Linked DNA regions of Homo sapiens: region 1 is linked to region 2. The links are chromatin contacts, found by Hi-C or POLR2A ChIA-PET in ENCODE. All regions are on one chromosome and are shown on one strand. Each heading gives the region's core, a stretch centred on a gene start or an enhancer-like site at or near the end of the contact. The rest is flanking DNA. Distances are from core to core; before and after follow the strand shown.

Region 1 (4,766 bases), core at 116-2,615, 630 kb before region 2:
TGCCCCTCTTTCATAGGTATTAGTATAATTACCCCCCTTTTGTAGATGAAGCAGCAAAGAAAGTTAAACGTCATCTCCGGTATCAAATAGCTAGTAAATGGCAGGAATAAAATCTGTATCTGGGTCTGTCATCAAGATATAAGGAACTACTTGTAGTTCTCCTGACCTTGCTGTTCTCCTGTAAGTTTCCCTAAAGATTATGTGCTCTTTGAGGACAGAGCTGTAGAGTCTGGCACAGTAAAACAAATATTAAAAAAGAAAAGCTGTAGTGTGAAGACTTACTGAGAACTAAGGCTCATTTTTTGAACCTCTGTGCCAAACTCCTCAGAGTACCTAGAGTTGTTTCTTGTACCAAAATCAATACTGCATGTTTCCGAGTCTTGGCCTACACCACCTCCATATAATCAGAAGACAGATATCTTAAAGGAATAGTTCCAAGGAAAAGCTCATTTTTAAAGAGGGTATATTGATGTGTTGAGAAAACGGTGTTTGCCTTGTAGCTTGACCTTGGGTTTACACAACAAACTCTTTTGCATGGTTTCAGTTCAAGGCCCTTTGTTATGTGACCTTAAAGTTTCTTCACCTCTATGCTTTCTTGGCCTTGCTCCTGCCTGGAATGGAATGCCTTTTAAATGAATGCCCTGCCACTGTTTCCTGCCTAGTGAAAACCTATGCAGCTTTCCTTTTACCTTTCCAGATCCACTCCTTCAGATTTAATAACTTCCCTTTTTGTTCTCAAGGAACTTCTAAAACAACTGCTATAGACATTTACATTCCTTGGTTAATTGTGTTAGGGTTTGGAAACTACAGGAGACTGTGAGCTCCTGAAGGGCTCAGCCTAGCCTAGCTCTGTCTGATTTTGGGTGGACCCCTCTGCCACCCCAGAGCGAGCACTTAGGCAGGAAATATGTCCAGAAGGCTTCCTTTTGGAGCGTCGTGGGCCCCGTCGTTTCATCCTGCCTAGTACCCCTTCCAGCACCGTACCCAGTCCCAGAACTACTTTTTCCAGCCCCAGACGTGCAAGGAGAGGGCTAGCAGATGGTTTTATATCCCAGCGCTGCTCAAATGGTGGCGCAGGGCCTGTCTCGCCCACCTTCCAGTTCTGCTGGAACCCTATCTGCAAATCCAAAGAAATCCAGGCCGATGACTTCCTCCACGGTCCCCGGCGCTTCTCCAAATCTGACGCCACTCTGCGTCCTTAAGGTGAGCGGCCTGGACCGCCGGAAGGGTTGAGCGGCTGCATAGACAGGCCGCAAGGCCAATCATGTTTCGCAGTGCCCGGAAGGGGCGGTGCCTCAGCGTGTCATTGATCCGGCGGCGCGGGATTGGCCAGTCCCGGGCCAACACGGGTGGCGGGAGTTTTCAGATGTGTTGGCTGCGGCCCCGACTTCAGCGGTTGGGCTAGGCTGTGCTGACTGTTTGGGTGGCGGACCCCGGGAGTAAAACCTGTTGTCGATCCCTCAGCTTCCAGCTTGCGGCTTGCTGAGTGGCCACCTTCTTTCCGGTCCCCGGAGCTGCGGGGAAAGATGGAACGGCACCAGCCGCGGCTGCACCACCCGGCCCAAGGCTCAGCCGCTGGGACTCCCTACCCTTCCTCAGCCTCTCTCCGCGGCTGCCGGGAAAGCAAGATGCCGCGCAGGAAGGGCCCCCAACACCCTCCGCCGCCCAGTGGCCCCGAGGAGCCTGGGGAGAAGCGCCCCAAGTTTGTGAGTATCGCCTGGAGCTAGGGTGGGGCCGCTCCCGCCCCGCCGTAGGGCTGACTGCCGAGGGTGGGCCCACAAGAACTTGGGGACCAAGTTTTATTCTAGAGATCCAGAGGTGCCAAAGATCATAGATTGACAACGACCGGGTCTAGTTGTAGTTGGATCCTGTGACAAATGCCCAGATCTTTGTGTTGCCCCCAAATTTCTTAACGCTGATGTGAAAAGCAGTTCAAACGTGTATATGTATTGACGTCATCTAGGTGGACATTGCATTTTTTAAGTCGAAGTTCTCCCTTCCTCCCTAGTGTAAGAGGGTATAAGATATATCAAAATGAACTTTTAGGTGACAGGTTTTTTTTCTGCTTATTATTTTAATAAGAACTTTTAATTACATATAAGAACTTTTAAGGTAGATATAATTTTCCAAGTTGAAACAGCTAGTTTTAGAACTTGGCGGGTGGTGTGGTCACTGCTAAAGAATGTTTTGCTTAGCTTGGAAAGAATTCTAAATATTTGAAACTTGCTATTCTGGTTTGCTTGTGTTTAACACTTAAGGAAAGTGTCATGATTAACACCTTGTCTTTTCGTTGGTGTCAACTAGTGAAAGTATAGGCAGTGATGATTATTTTGGGGTTTGTGTGTGTAAATAAATCACATAGAGGGTTGATAGATTTGGGATGAGTCCAACAGAATTGAAATTTCACATTGACCACTCCACCATTTTCCTTAGGAATATGGAAAAACTGTGTGTGTGTGTGTGTGTGTGTGTGTGTGTGTGTGAGAGAGAGAGAGAGAGAGAGAGAGAGTACAGCATTTGCCTTATGTGGGCAAGTAAAAATTGTGAGAAATTTAAGTCATGATTCACAAATTAAGGGAATAATGGTTTGTGAACCAGTTGCTAACTATAACATTTAGTTAAAAATAATAGTTGAATAAGACTGAGAGCCCATATTCTGATACATGAGATATATCAGAATACTGAAAATGAGAAACAGCATAGATTAATTGAAAATGAGGAACAGCATAGATTAATTATGCCAAATTAAGTATCAAAATGGTCATAGGAATAGTGACATTTTGCAGAAGGATCAAGTATGGACTTGATCATTATCTTGACAAATCTGAAGAATGAATAGGACAGAGTTAACTTCCCAATGAAAGATTTTTGCCTAATGTGAGAAGAATCCACTAAGGCAATGACTTTTCTTCCTTTTATAGTCTACTCTCTGGGTTAATAATCTTATTTTATTTTGTTTTAACTTCTGTGGTCCAGAATACAGGAGGTGTTATTTTCTGTGACTCATTCCCAGCAAGGAGGTCATGAAAACAGGATCTAAATTAGTATTTATGTTAAGTTTCATTGAAGGATTTCATCATTTGGTTTCCAGTCTCTGTGCTGTTTTTCATTCTTATGTATGTCACATTGACCATCTCAGCATGCCATTTGTTAAATGGATTCTCATAAAGATGAAATGACATCTAAAAGATAACACTCTTAAGCTGTAAAGGTAAAAAACACATCTAAAACACTGTGTTTTTGGGTGGGAGTCTGGTATGAATCATGACTTCCAGTTAATTTAGAAGTAATTTGGACTCTTGGTACTTTGAAACTAATTTAGGTTCTTGCTTATATGGTAATTTCTTTAGTTATATCTTCCAGTTCATTAATTTTGTTATCAGCTATGTCTAATCTGCTACTTTTCTGAATATTTGATTTTAGCAATTATTTTTTATTTTAATAAGTTCCATTTGCTTATTTTTCAAATCTGTCTGGGCATTCTTGATAGTCCTTTGTTTCTTATTCATTTATTTCTTTAGACATTTCCTACTTGATTGTTCTTATTCTTTATTTGACAGTTCTGCTGTTTGCAACCTGGGCTGTCTACATTGACTCAGATTCATGATGGCTTGCTCTCTTTCTTGTGTGTATTTATCTTTGTAAGCTCATTGCTTTATCTTCACCTGTAGGATTCCAGAGATGCTTTTCTTTGGAGATAGTTTGAGTTTGTCTGCCAAGGAGCCTGGGCATGCTACTGATTTTGGACCACCTTCCTGTTGAACTGGAAATCTTAACATGGGCAGAAGTTCCAGGCACAGCTCTACTCTGTTCCTGTACTAAAGTTCAGTATCCCAGTCTCAAGACTGCTTCCTGAGCAGCTCTTCCCAGTTTGCCTACCTTTCACTGCTCTTGATTGCACACCAGTAACTCTTGTTTTTTGGATGGAGAGGGATCTTTGAGACCATCAAAGTTCCCAGCAATGCCTCAGAAAGTAATTGTACTTGTAGGTGTCAAGTCAGTCACTGTTCTTGCAGATGTCAAGTTAGTTCTTGGCTTTTTCTTGATTGGATGAAGTGACGTTATCCTAAATCTTTTCAGGTCACCCAGTCATTATCTGAGCCTGGGGCAGCTGTTTTTGATGGGAACAAGTAATATAGGTTGGTGATGTGATGGATAGGAGTAATTTAGGTGGCCAGTGTTTTGCACACTTCTGCAAAGCAGCAAGCGAGTAGTAGAATGGAGTGGTAGACTGGTCACTCCCTCCTATCTTAGTGTAAGAAAGCAGGAGCTCTGGTACCCGCTGAAATCTTGTTTTACTTTGAGTCCTGTTAAAGTTGGCAAATTCTTGTTTTCTACCAAATGTATAGTTGCGGGCTTCAAGTCACTTGTGAGTTGGGTAAAAGAGTTTGTAGCTTAGATATCTCTTCCCATAGATAAGTATAAATAGTAGAAATTAGTCTATTGTAATTGTATGATACTTTGGCTGTGCTACGAATCAATTGACTTTGGGATGCTTGTGAATTAACCAACTTGGTCTCATTTGAAAATATCTTAAGCCGTGAGCATTGAGATGGTAGGGATAGCTACTGGGGCATAGAAGAGAGATGGAGGAGGCTGAGAGGACAGGGCAAGTATCTGGGTGGAGACTTTGTGAAGGCAGATAAAATTCCGTAGGAATTAAACTTGGAACCTGCCCTAGGCCACACTCAATACCTGGACCTGAGTCCTATATCCTTTGTAGAACAGAACAGTTGTCCTACAGATTGTGGAAAGCCTTTCAGTAA
Region 2 (4,909 bases), core at 1,842-4,341:
CAAATTGTGATGGAATCAACTCTGTATGATCAGTTCTGTATTTCCACATCTTTTCAAGGCGTTTAGCCAAGAAGGAAATCTCGTTTGTTGTCATGGAAAAAATTTGATTCCCACAGAGGCATCGCACCTGTAATTCTGGTCTTTTCATTATAGCCTCAGATAAAAAATATCACCTTATCCTTTCCAACACAACTCTCGAAATAGCTATGTATTCTTTTATAAAACCTTTTTACTTTGTTGAGTTTCCTTCTGAGACTTCCTGATTTTCAATGATTCTACTCTGGATGGTTGAAAATGCTAAAACATTTTTCTTTTTCATCAGATCTGTTCTCTTCAAATCCCTCTGTTGCCTTTCCAAACCACATTTAAACTTTGTGAGTTTTTTTTTTCTTTAAGATTTCTATCAAACTAAATTTTTAAACCAATCAAAAGAAATAATAACTATAATACAACTCCTCAATTTTCAGCAATAAATAATTCTGGCAACAAGAAGGAAAAGAAAATTAAACTACTGAATGCATTTTCATACCATGCTGGGAAGAACAGCTATAGAAAATTATTAGATTCTCCTCTATAAATGTCTTAGTACAGAACCTGGCATTTTGCTAAGTTTTTTTAATCCCCCCAAAGGATGTGAATTATCTAGGCAAAAATGTTTATAGAGGTAAATGAGAACCAGATAGTTTATAAATAGAATAAGAAAGGGAGCCAGGGAGGGAAGGAAGAAGGGGAGGGGAGTGGGAAAGGATCAGGGGGAAGAAGAGGGAGAGTGTGAGAGGGAGTGAGAGAGAGGAAAAGATTGGAGAAAGAAAAATCTGCCCAGCACAAGCTGGTGCCTTGCAGTAGTCTGACATGATACTGGGTAGTAGAAGGATCTGGCAGGATAAGATTCTTCTACTGTAGATGAAGCAGGAAGCTCTGAAACTTTCCAATTTCTTTAGAACAACATGGGATAGATCCTATAGTTCTTCTATTGTCCCAAGGACTAGGACCTGACATATAAGGAACAACCACAGAACCATTCACTTGTAATAGTAAAATTGAATTTTAATTCTTGTTCTATTTTATAAATGCACAATTTATTGAACAAAATGATCAATGCACTCCACAATGCATTGTAAATATTTCTATAGGCAGTTGTAAAGGATATTATCTCTTGAGACAAGTGCTTCTGGTATTTTCTATAAATGTGGCTGGGGTCAAGACCTGTTGGTCTTGACTCACTGGTATTTTATGCTGTTACAGGAAGTCTGGGGCAGGTGGGGGATGGCTTAGTAAACATTAGTTCTTTCTGAATCAACAGGAATATTGAACGTGATATCTGAATACTCAGGTTAGAATGTTATTTCACTTCTGTCAGTCTCCCATTAGCAGCGACTGATTGCAATAAGCTCTAGATTTTCAGAAGTACTATATGGAAAATGCCATAAATCAGAAATTAAGACGAAGTGCAATTTGACAAAAGTACATTACAATTAGCATTAACTTTATTGATTGGTCTATAACAGAGAACTGTTTACCAATGCAATCTAGATGCATCTGCTCTTCTATAACTGCTTATTTAGGTGGAAGTTTATGAGTTTTCTATGCAAAGTGTCTTGCCTTAAATCTCTTTTTCTTTCATGCTAGTAAATAGAAGTAAGAAGCTTTCTCCCTTATAAATACAGACCAGAAAGAGGTCGATAGAATGCCAGTTCTATGTTTTTCAAGATTAATAGATGTTAATAAAATGAAGTGATAAAATTGCTAATTGGATTCAGAAGGTAGAACTGTGGCAAGAAATACTTTTTAAAGGGTTTTTAAAAATTGTGATTTTTATTGGAAGGAGGTGGATGGGAAGATACTCCTTATGTTGGGATCTGGAATGGCCTAATTATCTTTGGAAAGTCCCTGTTTTACTTAATTCTGTATTCATATCTTCCTTACAGTACTCAGTTTTCTTAGATTTTCTTCTCTCTTGCAAAATGAGAGGGTTCAAAATTACTTAATTTCAATTGATGCCATTGTCTCTGGAAAGCTGCAAAAAGGCATCAGACAGCAATTATGCATTTACTATTTTATTGTTAGTGTCATGTACCTTCCAAATGGAACTGCTACAAATAAACATTTCATATTTGTCAGCCTTCACAATGTTACGGTGGTAATATCAACTGGGTCTACCTTTGTACATGGGTGTATATCTGTACATATGTCTTTCTAGAAAAGAATATTCAGTACATGCTTGGAGAAATTTTAATAAAAAATAGTTATAACATCTAAGAGTACAAGAAAACACACGTTTAGTTTTAGGCCTATTGCAGAGATAATTTGAGGCCTAAAAATTGTAAGCCTTTCATTAACACATTTATTTGTAGAGAAAATTTGTCTCTGAATATATAGTGGATTGAAAATTCCTGGACAGTGAATGAGTCATATGTCTTGGTATTTGCCGTAGCAACTAATAAGCCTGAGTAATTTACCTGGTAATCTGTAATCTTGCTTCAAAAAAGTATTTAAGGTAGATTACTGTAGAAGCCACACATAGAGTTGCAAAAGACAAAAGAAAAGAATTAAAATCTTTTAGGAAAGAGAATGACATTCTCCAACCTGGGCTAATATTGAATTCTGCAATTTTAGCTTTGAGTTTCCTGGAAAATAAGACAAGAAGTAAAACATGATGGATAAATATTTATCATTATCAAATGTAAGAAAGTAAGTCATTTTGACAAGAACAACAAGCTTTTACTGATAAAAGAATGTGAAATGAATTCATATGGAACTGTAGAAGGAGAATATTGAGCTACATGAAGTGTAGCTTGAAGACCAGATTTTTAAAAAGCGGAAATGTTTTTGGTATAAATATTTCTTATATTGATATTTGAAAAAAAAACTCTGCCTGCTTAATATTAAAATATAAGTCAGCAGTCATCATGAACAAAAATGTTACGTGGAAAGATTGTCATATCCTAGAAATTAGATGGCGGCCTAGAGAGTTACATAAACAAAGAATAGCTGGAAAGAGTTCAGCATAGCAAAAGCAGCTACAAAAATAAACTCGGGCAAAAGCTGTGCTGAACAAAAGCTTCACCCTGGCAAGCCGCCAAGGGAAGTTACTCAAACTGGGCAGAGCCTTTCCTGAGAAACCTCTGCCTCCTGGTCGGGAAGTTTTCCCTTGAAATCCTAAGCTTTTCTGGTCGTTTTATCTAAGAATTCTGCCTAGAGTAACAGTTATTAGGTTCTACCTCACTTAGCATACTGTGATCTTGACATCAGGGCAAGGAGCTCGCTCTTATCTCAGTGCATCTGCACAGTCAACTTCCTCAGTTACAAACCCCTCCTACCTACCCTCAGCCCCTGCTGGGCCCAGTATCTACTTAACAGTTCACACGTAGCCTCTGCTTAACTACTGCTTCCTTCAGGAAGTCTTCCCAAATCTGAGTAAGTTGTCCCCAGGTCGGTGATTCTCATGCCTGGCTGCACATCAGTATCACCTTGTATGCATTTGAAATACACCAAGGCCCAGGCTCCACTTTTGGTAATTTAGACCAGGAAGTTCTGCTTTAATTATTCTGGGTGAGGCACAGACGTAGATAGTCGTGAAAGTTCCCCAGGTGATTCTTTTTCCTTTTTTTTTTTCAGAGCCAGCACACTGGACCCAGCTGATTCTAAGGAGCAGGTGATACTAAGAACCTCTATTCTGCATTATCTATTAGCTCTCTGCATTTCCCGGTCATAACACTTACCAATTCAATTTAATGCAATATTAATTTATTGAGCATCTGCTACGTGTAAAGGATAACTTGGTGAATAATTAGTGAATAAAACATACAGGATCACTATGTTTATAAAGCTTACAGAAGACTAGCGCAGTGAATACTGAGCCAGTTCTTTGTAAATGCAATGAGTATTTAAAGAGGAACATTACAGAGTACAATGTACTCTGTATTCTGTAACCAAAAAAAGGTAGTCTACTGCAGCAGGTTGAGTCATCTTTTGCAATTTTTTTTTCCTTAGGGTCTCACTGTTGCCGAGGCTGAAGTGCAGTAGTATGATCTTGGCTCACTGCAGCCTTGACCTTCTGAGCCTCCTGAGTAGCTGGGACCACAGGCGTGCACACCGTGCTTGGCTAATTTTTGTATTTTTAGTAGAGATGAGGTTTCAGCATGTTGCCCAAGCTGGTCTTGAACTTCTGAACTCAAGCAATCTGCCCACCTCAGCCTCCCAAAGTGCTGGGATTATAGGTGTCAACCACCGTGCCTGGCCCATCTTTTGCAATTCTTGACACCAACCCTATATTAGAATTATACATCTATATCTTTTATCATGTGACTTTGCAGTACTTTCCTACAACAGGCCTTTCCTGCACTATTGACATTGAGCTTGGTCATGGGACTTGCTTTGGCCAATGGAAAGTTAATGGACATCATGGGGCAGAGGCTTCTAATGTATTTGACATTTTGTGCTCTAGCGATCCACCAGGCAGAGAGCATGCTCTGAGAAGCCTGTGCCCCAGAATTAACACACAAGTGTCTTTGACCTGAACCCAACTCACAGTGAGGAACTATGCCCAGAGAAACTTCAGTCTGAAGTAGAACCTCCCACTGGAGCCTAGCCAAGATCAAGCAAAGTATAGAGAACCTGCAGACCCATGGGCATGAGAATGAATGCTTGTAAGCCACTGACATTTGGGATGGTTATATAGCATTACTGTGGCAACAGCTAACTAATACATGAGGCTGGGGCTCAGACCACATTGCATTTGCCTAAATAAGCCATGTTTACTTTATCTTGTTCATCATTGTATTTCTTATTCCTATTACACTGTGTGATATGTAGCAGGTGCAAAAAATGTGTATTGAAGGAATACAAATATGGTTTCTGACCCCAGCGATCTCACAGGATAGTGTATGAGACAGTTCTGTGAACTGTT

What was found. Hi-C counts contacts between places; a loop is a spot of excess contacts on that map. ChIA-PET counts read pairs that join two places held with the same protein, here RNA polymerase II (POLR2A). Pooled maps may share reads with other maps.
Region 1: a loop to region 2 is called in a map of endothelial cell of umbilical vein, with 3 times the contacts of the local background. The contact joins the promoter of DIAPH3 here to the enhancer-like site in region 2. A Hi-C loop is called at or near these places in 1 of 168 maps with a recorded cell type or tissue (endothelial cell of umbilical vein) and 4 of 50 pooled maps. POLR2A ChIA-PET finds 5 or more read pairs at or near these places in 2 of 52 experiments (A549 and activated naive CD4-positive, alpha-beta T cell).

Annotation. Positions count from the first base shown.
Region 1 is chr13:60,160,527-60,165,292 of GRCh38, reverse strand. It overlaps DIAPH3 (diaphanous related formin 3), which reads left to right and starts at 1,365. Exons shown (of 28, transcript NM_001042517.2): 1 at 1,365-1,706. The coding sequence starts at 1,527. LOC105370227 (a long non-coding RNA gene) reads right to left here and starts at 1,236. Exons shown (of 2, transcript XR_942001.2): 1 at 1,094-1,236. RefSeq lists an enhancer at 927-976.
Region 2 is chr13:59,530,098-59,535,006 of GRCh38, reverse strand. It overlaps LOC107984625 (a long non-coding RNA gene), which reads left to right. Exons shown (of 5, transcript XR_001749886.2): 2 at 3,619-3,655. Among named protein-coding and RNA genes, the nearest start is that of DIAPH3-AS1, 480 kb to the left of the region's middle. Within about 2 kb of position 3,091, at least 15 of the 41 ENCODE cell types and tissues checked have a DNase peak (open chromatin) inside an H3K27ac peak, as active enhancers do; they include endothelial cell of umbilical vein, where a contact is called at or near this core.